Linked DNA regions of Homo sapiens: region 2 is linked to region 1. Evidence: chromatin contacts called from ENCODE Hi-C data. All regions are on one chromosome and are shown on one strand. Each heading gives the region's core, a stretch centred on a gene start or an enhancer-like site at or near the end of the contact. The rest is flanking DNA. Distances are from core to core; before and after follow the strand shown. Region 1 holds the start of CD58 (CD58 molecule). Region 2 overlaps PTGFRN (prostaglandin F2 receptor inhibitor).

The links. A loop is a pair of places that touch in the nucleus more often than their neighbours do. Pooled maps may share reads with other maps.
Region 2: a map of sigmoid colon shows a loop between it and region 1 (5-fold over the local background). The contact joins the enhancer-like site here to the promoter of CD58 in region 1. A Hi-C loop is called at or near these places in 1 of 168 maps with a recorded cell type or tissue (sigmoid colon) and 5 of 50 pooled maps.

What each region holds. Positions count from the first base shown.
Region 1 is chr1:116,568,122-116,575,174 of GRCh38, reverse strand. CD58 (CD58 molecule) reads left to right here and starts at 4,149. Exons shown (of 6, transcript NM_001779.3): 1 at 4,149-4,272. The coding sequence starts at 4,203. LOC124904385 (a long non-coding RNA gene) reads right to left here and starts at 4,200. Exons shown (of 2, transcript XR_007066497.1): 1 at 4,122-4,200; 2 at 425-1,361. IGSF3 (immunoglobulin superfamily member 3) reads left to right here. Exons shown (of 11, transcript NM_001007237.3): 11 at 1-767. RefSeq lists enhancers at 845-1,134, 5,018-5,077 and silencers at 3,948-4,407, 4,478-4,547.
Region 2 is chr1:116,982,311-116,989,363 of GRCh38, reverse strand. PTGFRN (prostaglandin F2 receptor inhibitor) reads right to left here. Exons shown (of 9, transcript NM_020440.4): 8 at 4,379-4,684; 9 at 1-2,563. The coding sequence ends at 2,397. Among named protein-coding and RNA genes, the nearest start is that of CD101, 16 kb to the left of the region's middle. RefSeq lists an enhancer at 6,783-7,053. Within about 2 kb of position 2,488, at least 5 of the 41 ENCODE cell types and tissues checked have a DNase peak (open chromatin) inside an H3K27ac peak, as active enhancers do.

The sequences.
Region 1 (7,053 bases), core at 2,900-5,399:
TGACTCCTACTTTATAGGCTGAGTCAATGAGGGAAGATGACTGGCGTTTCCTCTGTCTAAATGGGAGGTTGCCAGAGCGCTGGCTGGGACTAGGATGTGTAACTAAGATTTCAGTTTGAAATCTTAGATTTCAGTTCACGGCGATAAAGAAGTAGGTGCTGCACACAAATATGTAAAGCAATTGTAGGAAATTTGAAAGGAAAAAAAGAAACCGAAGCCAGTATTTTAATAATTGCTTTTTCTGTGTATTTTGTATTGGGCTGGGGGATAGCATCAAAGGTTGAACTTTTTGAGCTTTCTATGAAAAACCCCAGGACCTTCTTTCTTTGGCCATTTCTATGGAAATGCGATGTCAGATGGATGGTAATGGTGCCCTCCAGTGGCTGTGAGACCTCATTGCGCATTGTCTACTGGAGCTTTAGTCTTCTGAGACGGAGGAAAACTGCTGAATACTCTGGATTCATCTATGTCTACAATGTTGCATTTATGAAAAACTACACTGTGCTAGGCGCATTCTAGGACATGAATATGACCACACCCTCTTTCACCGGGTGTTTCTGTAGCAAGTTTTCATATTCTTTTCAAACAATGGTTTCTCTGCGTTAATTATTGAGGAAAAAAAAAGATGGGGTAAGAAAACTACCCATGCATGATGTAGAGAGCTGTTGATTTGTTTCTGTTTTTTTAAAGGAAAACTATTTGTAAGATGTTGCACTAAAACATTTTATATACACTTCAGAGACCTGTAGTAAATTATGTTGAAAATACGGCTGTTTACATTTACTGCAGTCTTCTATCCTTCTTTCCCCTTACTAACCAGCCCCCTTCCTCTGTGGAACTGTGCTGTGGGAGCCTACAGTTCTGCCCTTGGCATTGGCCTGCTAGGCTCAAGGTCTGTGAATTGCAGTCTTTATTATTACACCCCATAACCTTCAAATGATAAAAACACCTCTTCCTCAAGACACTTCACTGCCATCTGCTGCAACATATAGTAAATAGACACCTCCACCCCGATGATCAAGGCTATGCTACCTCTAGAGCTGTGCAACACACAACACACCTAGCCCCTGAAAGCCAGGTTCAGAATGTAGATCTTATAACCTGTAGCGTTTTTGTTGGGGGGTGGGGTGGGGGTAGAAGCCGGATGAGAAGGAGAGCAGGAACACAGGATGGCCTTCTCTAGGGCCTCTGCGGCAAGTCCACACCATCCTTTTCCAACTATGAAGTGCTGCCCTGGCCATGAAATGCAGCGGGGATTTCCCAGAATGGTGATAAAAGCAGGAGTTGTGCATTCTAGTTAAGTGAGACTGCACAGCGCACTGGTCTCTGTTTCCTCTTCCAGTGTTGGGAGGGGTTTACATCTGCAAATTGAGAAGAATGTTAGAATGATTAAAACCATAGCAGTGATACGTGATTAGTCAGAACCCATCTATAATTCTTTAAAATTCATAGAATATGCAAAAAGGAACTAGATAGTAAGAAGCAGAGGGAGACACTTCTTTTTTTCTTCTTTTTCTAAATCCAAGACTTTCAAAAGCTTTCGTGTGTGCTTTCCTCTGCTCCCAGAACCATTGGCTGCATCCTTATCAACTCCTTGCAGCTGCTGGCTTGGCCAGGAGTTGAAAATGTGACTGCCTCTCCCTTGGGTACCCATAATGGTTCCATGTTAAGTCTTATGTATAATTTTTCCTAATTTTTTTCTAATGTTCTTTTTCTGCCAGGGTATGTTTTAAAAAGGGAAATAGAGTATTATGGAATAAGATTACCCTTCTATGTCCTTCGTGCAAATCCAACCAGTATTTATATAAATGAATGTATGTTCCCTCATGAGGCATGCAATGAAAATGACAATTTGCATTTATGCAGGATTGAGCAGTGTTTTGCTCACTACATTCTGGGATTCCTAAGCTTTGTGGGAGTAGTTCCAAAGGTTTGGCAGAAACGAGAGTCAAGACACCAGAGAGTGGCATGCTAGGAAGAACAGCCCCGGCCTCTTCAGCTGCCCTCTTTTCTTACTTTCTCATCCATGATTATCTACAGTGACAAGAAGATAAAACTGGACCTTGCAATACTAGTCACAGCATGAAAAATACATCCACCCCTCCTTTTGATAGCAGGTTCTCAGTATGTAAAGGGAATCTTTTTGGCTGCCTGCTTAACGCATTGCAGGTCCAGCATTCCTGAGCTGCTTTTGATTCATAAAATTAACCAGGCATTTGAGGGCTTCTAAAAGTGCTTGATGGACAGCATTTCTCTCAATGAAAGAGCAGGCACTGCTCCTTGGTCAAAGGAGAGTCCAACCAAGGAAGCCTAATGAGTTATTCCTCACCCAATACCTGGAGACCATGACCTGGGGGTGAGGGGCTTCCCCAGCCCCATGTGACTGGGCTGTTCTTTCCTCAGCCCTGCTCTTAAGGGGCTTAACAGCTCTTGCTGGCAGTCCAAATGGCTGCATAGCTGTCAGTCCAAAAGTCCCATTATCATATCCCGTTCCTGTATGAAGGGATAAGAGTAGAGGCATTGGACATGGCCTCAGCTGGACTCCAAGTTCTGCCCTTTACTGTGTGCCCTGAGTAATTTACCTTCCCCAGGCATCAGTTTCCTCATTTGCAAAAACAACAGCAGCAGTAAGACTAAGTTAATCCAAGCAATGCACTTCACACAGGGCCTGCTCAATAGATGTTTGCTGTCATATCACTTCCCAGCTCAAAAACTTTCTGTGGCTCCCCAGTGTCTGAAGGTCTAACCCCATCCTGCCTTTCTAAGTTGGCCTGAGTTCCTACCAGCCCAGGGCAGAGAACACTTGATTTCCTCATATTTTATGTTACACACTGCCCCTGCCTTGTGTTCCCAGTATCTACAGATGGTAGGGAATATCTCGAGATAGCAGGTTTGTGGTAGAGGGCATTGGTCCCAGAAGTTTCACTGATAGAGATACCTTTTAAGATTTTATGGCTAACTTAAGAAATAATTCATGTCTCTTTGCAATATGGTTCAAGTGTCTTGAGTGACTTCGAGTCCCCACCTGGGGATAATGGAGGTGAAGCAGCAAGAAAGCACATTCCCACTCAGTTTCACAACCTGCACCATGTATGTGTTGGTGGTTATTTGGGCAGCAGGGAGTCCTGTTCATGGAAATGGATTCCTGCTCACATAATAACTAAGAGTTCTGTGAACTCCCTCAGCTGGGCAGGGGCAACTCTGGTGCTTCTGTCTGCAAGAAAGGGGACAGACAGGGAGGCTGATGTGAGGAGCTGGTTCTGGGAATAGGGTCATTTGTTCTGGGATATAGGGATGTGAGGGGAGGGCCAGCTCAATCCAGACTGATGAAGAGCGGGGAGAGTGATGAGTGCCTGCCTCAGCTTGGGCTGGATGGATGTGGGGAGGCTGGGCAGTGAGGGAGATGTGGATCTGACATCTCAGCCTGAGGGAAAGTCCCGGTTGAGATGGGGGAAGACAGAAAAAGAGGAATCTGAGAAGGGAGAAACCAAAGGCTGGAAATCCCAGCTCCGGGGATAAGGGAGTATGGGGACGGGGGAGGCCTGCCTCAGGTAACCCTACGCCTAACAGTTGTCTAAAATGCTCCCTTTCCTTGTCATGTTTGAGGAAAAGTGGTTCAAAGAGGCCGTCTGATGCGGGATCACACAGCGCTGAAGGGATGAGGGGCCCCGGGTGCTCCCGCCCGTCCTGCTGCCTCCTCCGGTGGCTCTCTGGGAGCCACAGCCCCGTCTAGCCACGGAGGGGCCTACAGCACGCCCCAAACGCTAAGGGGAAGCGCGGGAGGTGCGGTAGGAAGGCAGAGAAACCTGGTTTTTAAAACCAAGCCATTTTCAAGGAAAGAATTTCTTACTTTAAAACCTTGGTTTTTAAAACCAAGCCATTTTCAAGGAAAGAATTTCTTACTTAAAAATAGCGTATGGAATGGCGGCGGAATGACGGGAGGGACCGAGCTGGGGGACTGGACGGCGCCCCGGGGACACAGGAAGGAGGCGCGCAGAGCCGAGGCCAGAGGCGCGCCCGGGGAGTGGAAGCGCGAAGACAAACGCGGCGCCGCGGAGGGTGGGGGAGGAAGGGCCGGGGCGGGCCGCCGGCTGCCAGCCCAGGGCGGGGCGGAGCCCTACTTCTGGCCGACCGCGTAGGCGGTGCTTGAACTTAGGGCTGCTTGTGGCTGGGCACTCGCGCAGAGGCCGGCCCGACGAGCCATGGTTGCTGGGAGCGACGCGGGGCGGGCCCTGGGGGTCCTCAGCGTGGTCTGCCTGCTGCACTGCTTTGGTGAGTGAAGCCTGCCCCAGGGGCCCCGCGCCGGCCGGCGGGTACTGGGCAGCACCCAGGCTGGGTGGACGCGCCGGGCTCGAGGCGGTTGCCGATCAGAGACGGGTGGGGACGGGTCGCTGTGGGCCGGGAACAACTCAGCCGTGGGAGCCTTTTCAGGAAGAGAAAGTTGTTATTTCATCGCCAGTGTCCCTCATGGAGTCAGCAAGGAACTGTGTGGCCTTAGGGAAGGACGGGCTCCGGCCCGCTAGCCTCTCCTGCGGGGCCTGCGCCCCCCCGCCGGCCCCCTCCCGAGCTCCAGTGACCAAGTTCCTTCCTGGGCTTCCCCAGTAACGTCGCTGAGCGCTTCAGCGGACTGCAAAATTTTTCCCAGCCGTGAACGCGCCCGGGACGGGGAGCGGGCGCGGATGCCACCTGCTCGAGGGCGACGCCTGCTGCCCTCCCCGCGCGGTGCCGTCCCCGCCCGCGCGGCGTCCGCCGTATCAGCAGAGAGGACTTTTCAGAATCGCCCCACAGCGAGGAGCGGGTAGGCAACTAGGAAGCCCAGTCGGCAGCGGCCTCACGTTGGGATTCCTAAGTGGTGCGACTCCTGCTCCTTTTTCCTCCCCTCAAATCCTAAAAACTAGTATCAGAACTGGTTCCATCCTCTCCGTGTGTTGTCAGCCAAGTCGTCACAACAACCTCAGGAAATAGGTCCCCTTCTTCCCATTTTGCCTCCCCATCCTCCTTCACCCTCCACACATTGGCCCCAGTCAGGCCATAGCAAAACCCCGGGAGTACAGCAGTAACCTCCCAGCGAGTTCAACTGTACTTGAGGGGTTCTCATGGCTGGCTCCTGCACCCCACTGCCAGCCCTCCAGCCCGTCCGTCCGTTTGCTCAGCGTCCGCTGCCTGCCCGGGAGGTGCGCGTGTGCATCTATGGAAGACAGCCAAGGGGGAGGGGTTGAGATAGACTCAAAAGTACCCGCACGATCAGATAAGTCAGTGTTGTAAGAGGCCTGGGCTGGGCGTGGTGGCTTACACCTGTCATCCTAGCACTTTGGGAGGCTGAGGCAGGTGGATCACTTGAGGCCAGGAATCGGAGACCAGCAGGGCCAACACGGTGAAAGATCGGCTCTACAAAAAATACAAAAATTAGCTGAGCGTGGTGGCGCATACCTATAGTCCCAGCTACTCGGAAGGCTGAGGTGGGAGAATCACCTGAGTCCCGGAGGCAGAGGATGCAGTGAGCTGTGATTGTGCCACTGAACTCCAGCCTGGGTGACAGAATATGACCTGTCTCAAAAAAAAAAAAAAAAAAAAAAGGTGAGCTGTGAGGGTACAGAGGGAAGAAGAAGGCAGTCTCTTTTGTGAAATCAAGTGTCTTTTGTGAAGCAGTCTTCATGGGAGGGAGGATATTTGAGCCCAGCCTTCAAGGACTGGTGATGTGTGGACATGTGATAATGTGGGAAAAGATTGCTGAGTGTCCCCTTAGGGAGTCTGGATTCTCTGAGCTGAGAGAGCTTCTCCTGGGCCTTACAGGATCAGGACCATGCGCCTGGGAAGAAGAATCTGTTAGCAACAAAGAGGAAGGCTGCAGTCAGGAGGAATTGGAGGCAGGGAGGCCAGAAGGCCAGGGTGGACTACCATCACAGGGCCCAAATAGCTCTGGGGAGTTCATGTGCGGGTGGCTGGGGAAAAGAAGAGATACAAACAGGGATTAATTGAATGGATGGGGTAACTCTCCTCCAGGCAAGCTGGTCCCTCATTCCCTGGCACCTTGGGTCACTGCTGCCTGTACCTGTGTTCTCCCTTCCACTGCAAACCCAGTTTGCCCAAGCTCCACCTCCAACAGATTATTTGAACTGTCCCTTCCTGGTGATCTCTCTCACCTAATTCATGTATTCATTCAGAAGTCATTTGATTCAGCAAACATGTATTTATAAACTGCTCTGCATAGGCCTTAAACTAAAGACAAGACTGAATGGGTATATCCCCTTTTGGGGACCCAAGCCTGCCTCATTAGGGAAGCTGCAAATGCAGTGATTAACAGCATCAGCTCTGGGGTCAGATGCCTAGCTTTGGATCCTGGCCCCACTCCTCACCTGAGTCATGAACTTGTGTGAGTTCCCTAACTTCTCTTCACTTCAGTACCTTCACTTTTGAAGAGAGTACCACTCACATGAGGGAAAGGAGAATAATAAACCCACTTCATAGAATTACTGGGAACATCAGTCATGCAATAAATATTTACTGAGTGTCAATTATATGTTAAGCACTGCACAATGGACGGGGGATACAGCAAGCTATGCACAGTTCCCTGCCTTTGTGAAGCTCACCTTATAGTGAGGGAGAGAGACAGTAAGTAAATGAGTAAAAACATGGATGCTGGATGGTGATAAAGTAAACATTTACTAGTACAGAGATGAGTAAAGCAAAGAAAGGGGTGATGGAAGTCGTTAATACTTCAGTTTAGGGTTTTTTTTGAAATTTTAGAACAATTAAAATCTTTAGGACAGTTGCAAAATTAGTACAGTGAACATTTGCGTACTTTCTCCTTGAATCACCAGTTAACTGTCACATTAGTTTTCTTTGTTATTTTTGCCATCTGTTATTTTTGCCAAACCATTTGAGAGTTTCAGATCTCATGACACCTCACCTGTAATTCTTTATCATATGTCTCATAAGAACAAGAGCATTCTCCAACAAGTCACAGAATCATCATAATCTGGAAATGTGGCATTGATACAATACTGTTTCCTGGTAGAGAACCCAGAAGCCAGTCCTGCACCACATACTTCA
Region 2 (7,053 bases), core at 1,239-3,738, 420 kb before region 1:
CCTTGGTACAATGCCCTGGGATTTCTCGCCCCTTCCTGCCAGCCCTCAGGTGACATGCAGCTTGGGCAGCCCAGTGGACATGGGGCAGGTGGGTGGAGGTCAATGCCTTAACAACTCCAGCCCTGAACTGCAGCATCAGTATGAAAGGAAAAGGTACAGTGTGTAAGCACCCATCACATTTACCACCATCGAGTGTCTGCTGTGACTCAGTCCATGGTTTTACACACACCCGGTCAGGTCCAAAGCTAAGCACCCTTTCTTCCTACTAAGAAGGGCCTGTGCCAATAAAATCCTGAATCTCCTTTTAATAGATGCAAGGGCTGAAAGGGCACTGGCTGTTACTAATACAGCACCTGTTTAAATATCTGTTCTCTCTTTAATTCTCACTTGTACAATCACCTACAAGCTGCCTCTTCTGAAATAGCAGTTAGGATATGTTATGACATGCAGAAAATACCCAAATCTAGTGCCAACAAGGCCTCGTCCTCTTCCTCTAGTCACTCAGGCCCTGGTGGGGTATACTTGTTGCCCGTCTTCCCACCACAGGCCCGGGCCAAGGAAAGGCTACTGTCAATGCAGAATCTAATGTTTCTACCATGTGCATGGTCCCCTTGGTGGGGAAAACTCAATGGGAATCTGCTTCCAGGGGCGACTCGGTGATAAGTGCAGAACCGGCTGTGGGGGAGCAGGGGGAAATGGTGAGCCAGGAGGAGCACAACTCATCCGGCCCATGGTGACAAAGAGCTGCACATGAATGGCCATCATTTTGTATTAGTTTATTGCTCAAAACAAATGAATCTTTTTTTCCCCTTTGGAAGAGAGAGCAGTGTTAGATCCTTCAAAGTCAAGATAAAAGCAGAGGATTGCAATTAGGGCATGAGTCACCAGCGAGCCTCAGAAAACCCTACTGGGATGCTTCCGAAAGGCCAGTGCTGTGCAGGGGGCGAGACACTTCAGGGAGCGGGAGGCTCCAAGGACAGAGCTTTTAAAGCAGCAGCAGAAGCCTGGGATGTGGAAGATCTCTGTCTACTCTCCTATTCCTGATGGGAGCAGTCGGGCAAAGCACACCGCTCTTGACTCTGCTCTACAGGCCATTCACATAACAGCAAATTGCTGGGTTTCCTTCATGTCCCTATTAGGAAAGCAAAACATACCACAAAGTATACCCTTTCTCACTAACCCCCTGCAGTGGACCTTAAAATGACCTGAAGGACTGAAAAGGTCATAGAAAAAACATGGTGCTTCTAGGTAATTTCTGATTCCTTGAAGTCAGTCAGTCTTGCAAGTAGCAATTTGCCTTCAGGTTAAGGAGCCCAAGCACGTGTGAAGGACATGGCATATCTGTGGGTCCCCCTGCAAGACTCTTGGTGACCAATGCCTTTGCCCCCCACAATGGGCAAGAGAGAGGAATAGTGGTGGCTTCTTTAGCCTAACTTGCACCTGGCACCACTCTGACCCTCCTGGCCCCAGCTGCGTAAGAATAACTTCGTGGGATCCCTCTTCTGCTCCTCCTGGAGTCCCCTGAGACACAGTGGCCTCACAACTACTGGAGCAGGTATCTGATCCTTTCCTTGTCCCCATCCTCCCCTTCCTTGCAGCCCTTCTTACTGCCCTGGACAGAGGTGGCTGTGTATTTTTCTTCATATTCATTCTTAAGGCTAAGGTGGCAAGATAAGGTGCTCAGTGGAGAGCCAAATTGTAGATTCCAGGGCTGCCATTTCAGTGCTCTCACAGAAAACAAATACAAAAGAAATGGAAAAGGGGCAGAGAAGCAAAAAAAAAAAAAAAAAAAGCAGTTGGGCTCAATAAGAAGTTATATACTCCAAGTTTGGATTTCAAATGTAGTCTAAACCCCTGAAAACAGGGGGTGGGGTAGGGTCGTAAAAGCCACAAATTAGCCTTCGGCACAGGTCTGTGTTGTCTGTCAGCCGGGTAGAGGGTGGCGCTCAGCAGCTCTCTGAACACGTGCCTCCAACGCGGAAGCTGGCTCTCAGGCGGGCAGGCACATTCTCACTGAAGATAAAGAACTCCGCATGCCATCACCCCTTCCTCACCACAACCCCGCGAAACAAAAGCTATAAACACACACAAGTCAGAGGATCTATAAACCAGTGGGAGAAAAAAAATTAGATGAAGGTTAACCATTAAAAAGCTGCAGTTGGGAAAACACACACTCGATTGTTACATCAGAAAGTGCCGTGGGAAGAAGAGCCGTGTGCTGGTAAACATGTCCGCGCTCAGAACTTGACATGCAGAAAAGAGAGAGCGCCAAGTCCCACCTGAGATTAGAGAGGACTGGTTTTTAGTGTAACACACTTTGTTTTAAAATATCACTGTCCTCTTCTTGCCCCAATTGCTCCTAGAACGTCCCTCTGTCACTCCCCTCCCGGGCCAGCCTAGTCCATCTCCATCGACATGAGCCTGCGGCGCTCGCGCCGTGTCTCCTGAACCTCCTTCTTACAACACCAGTGGGAGCTGCAGTACCCGATGAGACAGGACAGGAGCCCGATGACCGTGGACAGACCGACGCCGATCAGCAAGGGATACTTGAAGGCGTTCAGCACTGGGAGGGAGAGATCAAAGGGGAAGCCAGTCAGTGCTGCGAGGGAGGCCGCTTTGGGGGCACCCTCGCCTCCCTTCCCCACTGGAGCAGGATCTCCCGAGAGATAAGGTCTCATTCCTCCTGCATCTAGCACCTAGCACACCACTGGAGACAGGAGAAGCTCAGCCTTATCTGTCACAAAAATGAGCAAATGTCTTCCTACCCAGCTCTGCGGGGAGAATAAAAACCACAAAGAAGATTTCACTCGATGCCTTTGAATGTCAACTTGCTTTTTAGGGTTTTGGCAAAAGATTGATTTTTAAAAGTCAGTATAAGGGCACCGCACGTTCAGCAGCAGATGCATCCTTAAAAAAACCATGCATAAATCAATCCTATGCATCAAATAACTGAAGTGTACTAAGGGAGCTATTTTAAGTAACACTATACTAAATTATCTAGCAAAGTGAATAATCACTCCCCTGTTTGTTAAATCTGGGTTTTTATACGGAGTTACTTCAAGCAAGGAATTCCTAAGATGCAAAATATGGTACAGATGATTTAAGTGTCAGAAATGCACAAACACCATTTAGACTCCACCCTTGAAATCCCACCTTCCTTTCCCCATAAGTACCCATGCTCCTTGGGTGGACGCTGCCACTGGGCTAGGTGCTTTACGTTTGCTAAGGTTTAATTTTCGAAATAGCCCCATAGAAGACTATTATCCCATTTTACGAGAGAAAATGGATCAGAAAGGCTAAGTAGTCTGTGGAAGAGCTAGGGCTCCAATTTCCATCTGACTGATCACTAGGGAAACACTCAAAAGGCTTTTACTCATCCTCGGAGGCCCCTGGACTTTAATTCTCTTTATGGAGTTATTTCGACTAACATGTACTTTCTGAAATTTTCCACAAAGGAGACATGTTTTTTGTAAACCAAGGAACAACTGTCCCCACTCTGGGATGCTCAAGGAACAAAGCTCTGACTGTCTAGTTAGGTTGACCCTGGTGTTCATCGTGGGCCAACGAGGCTGGGAGCTCATCCTCCCATCTTGGGGCTCCGTGAAGTACCCACTCTGTGCCACTGACTCCAGAAGGAGTCTCTTTTTTTTTTTTTTGAGATGGAGTATCCCATTGTCGCCTGGGCTGGAGTGCAATGGTGCGATCTCGGCTCACTGCAACCTCCACCTCCTGGGTTCAAGCAATTCTCCTGCTTCAGCCTCCGAGTAGCTGGGATTACAGGCACCCGCCACCACTCCTGGCTAATTTTGTTTTTCTTTTTTGTATTTTTAGTAGAGACGGGGTTTCACTATGTTGGCCAGGCAGGTCTCGAACTCCTGACCTCATGATCCGCCCGCCTCGGCCTCCCAAAGTGCTGGGGTTACAGGCGTGAGCCACTGTGCCCAGCCATGAGTCTCTCTTAAGAAGCAAAACCAGTGGTAGTGAGAGTAGCAGGTCCCTAAGCTATAGCCTCCCCTATTGACCTGAGCCCTCTCTCTCAAGGCTGCTCTCTGCCTGTGCCTAGCAGAATCCATGCCAACCCTCGGACACCATAAAGCGAGTTTCTATAAATTTATGGAAGAGGCAAAGCCTTGAAAATTTTTCTAGTAAGTCTTGAAAATTATTTATCAATGGTGACACTAGCACATAATAGCAAAGCTGGGGAAACTGCAAGGGCTGCTGGTGCCCTTCTGGGTGCAGGCTCAGGCCAGGTCTAGAAAGAAAGCAGGACGTGCTATGGCACATTCCTCAAACTGTGGCCACCTGGGTTCTGTCAGCTACAGCCTGGCACAAGAAGAAGACATTCCCAAACACTGAGAAATTTGGGTGACATTCTTACCATCCATCTTCACAGTTATAAAAACGGGCTTGGAGTGGATCTCTGCCTCCTTCTGCCAGGAACCTGTTGGTGACTTCACCCATGGAGTCACGGAACAGTAGTAGTTGCCAAAGTCCTGGTCCTCGGAGCCATGCACTTGCAGCAAGAATTCCAGCACACTCACGCGCTCCAGGCTGAGGTCGCTCTTCCAGTCCCTCCGGGAGGTGGTCACGATGCCCTTCCGATCCAGGGAAGACAGGAGCACAGGAGCCTTGTCCAGGCCAAAAGAGTGCACCGCAAACCAGGACACATCAAAGGCCATGTCATCTACGGATTACCAAGCCAAAACCCTGGGGTCAGTGCAATGGGCAGAAGTCATATGTATGGCCACATCCATGTATGAGGCCCTTACTACGTATGGCAAGCACAACACTACATGCCTTCGGTCTCACTGGATCCTCACAACAGCCCTATGATGAAGGCACTATCATACTTTTATTCTGCCATTATTGCCAGACTATATACCTGCTCAAGGTCATGTAGTCAGCAGGTAGCAGAGTGTGCAGCTTAACCCAGGGAGTACAGCTCCAGAGCCCAGCCTCTTAACCACTGCACTGCTGCCACCCAGACTAAGGGGCCACAGGAAGAAGAGTCAGGGCCAAAAACTGTCTCCCACAGAGAACACTGATCCGAAAGCTGGTATGCCAGGACACTGCAGGCTCTCTCTCCCAAAGAAAGCCAGCTCCTTTGACAGTTTAGGCAGAAGAACCCAAGACTGGAAGGACACTAAAGTCATATGGAACAAAATGTACATAAAATGAATTGCACCAAATTTAGAGTTGTAAACAGTTTAGATTTTATTGTACACTATGGTTTTTCTTTCCTTGCAGAAGTGCTTAAGTTCAAAACAAGAGGAAAAAAAATGTCAAGCTGAGAAAATGGAACACAGTTTAACAGTCCCAGAGAGTAATGCTGAATCGTAAAGTACTCTGCAAAATTAAGATTCTAACAGCCTCAAATAAATTAATATGGGCATAAGAGAAAGAAGACTTTGGCACAAGTGGTAATTCTCATGGAATGTGAAAACAGAGCACACATCATAAGCCCTTGACCTCTTCCCTTGACTGGTACCAACCATTATCAGCTGTGTCGGCTCTGAGATTCATCCAGCAACAAAAGACAACAGCCATGACACTGTTGTCTTAAATCCACTTGAGAAAGCGTTTTATATAAATGTCAAATAACACAATTTTTTGCCGAACAAGAGATAACATTTGTTCATTTAGTAAAAATACACTAATAGCCTCAAAAAGCACATAAGGCAAATAAATTATTTTCAGATGCTTACATATTAAAAAAGTAAGCAGAACTAAAAGCAAGAATTTCTATGAAATTATCCAAATGATAATTCTTCCTTAGCTCACTCTAAACATGTAATATCTTCTCTTTTTCTCCCATTGACCCACTGTGGCACTTGAGCATAATTTTTTTTTTTTTTTTTTTTTTTTGTTCCCAGTGTCTCTCCAAGGAAACTAGCTCCCTGGGGGCAGAGGGAGTGCCATAAACAGCCTCATGCTCTCACAGTGCCAAGGGCAGAGTGGACACCCGCATCACTCTCGTCTTCAGTGAAAACTCTTAACTCAGTGCTGCTGTCACCTGCAGGTGCTGGGTGGTTGCTGAAGGCAAAAAGCCAAACCGGGTTCCCAGACTCTAAGCCCTGATCCCCGCTGTGCCTTATGGTGTGGGAGCCAGGCTCCAGGGCCAGGCTGCCTGGGCTAGCATCCCAGCACCAGCACTAATGAACCATGTGACCTGGGCGAGTTCCCCAAGTTCACTGAGACTTAGTTTCCTCATCTGCAAAATGAAAATGACAAAACCCAGGGTTAAATTTACCACATTTATTAAAATGCTTAGAACAGCACCTGGAACACAGTAAGTACTCAATAAAAGTTGGTCACCATGAACAACATTATCTCCACAGCTCAACACACATGCTCCTACACACAGACCTGCTAAGGGGAAGGGCATTACCAGCTGCAGCAAATGCAGCTGGTGGCCAGTCCACCCCAGCTGGTGGGCTGGGCCTCTGGCCACTGCAGGTACTGGCTGTTAAAATTCACACACCTGTACCCTCCCCCCTCCAGAGGCCGGGCTTAGGCTGATGGAAGCCGCCACCTGGAGGTTATGAACTGCTCTCGCTTCTTTGCCACTCAGCCTGTGGACAATGACTGACTAGTGAAGGGACAGAAAAGCCCAGTCCCCTTCCCTCCGGTGGGCCTACTCTGCAGTACACTCATGCTCCAGAACTCCCCGTGGGGAGGTGGACTTGCTCTGAATTCACACCTCGACTTGCCTTCTTCTCCAGCTCTATCTCAAGTCCCTCCCTCCCTCAGTGTTCTCCTGAGAACACTCCCTCAATCCATCACTCGCGTGCTTGTCTGTCTTTGCTTGCGGAGAACCTGACCTAAGATACTGCCTCAGAAGGGCCAAAGTCTGCTGTCCCCACCCCTGCTCAGCACAGAGGACCTTGGCCCACAAATCACTTATGCAACATGTCCTTCACAAAAGAGCATTCCCTCACAGCCCACAGCATGTGTGAGGAAAAACTAAATTACAACTTGTGTTTAATAATTCAGTATCTTCCATCCACACAGTCCAAGAGTGCAAAATTCTGGAAAATTGTGATCTGAAAGATA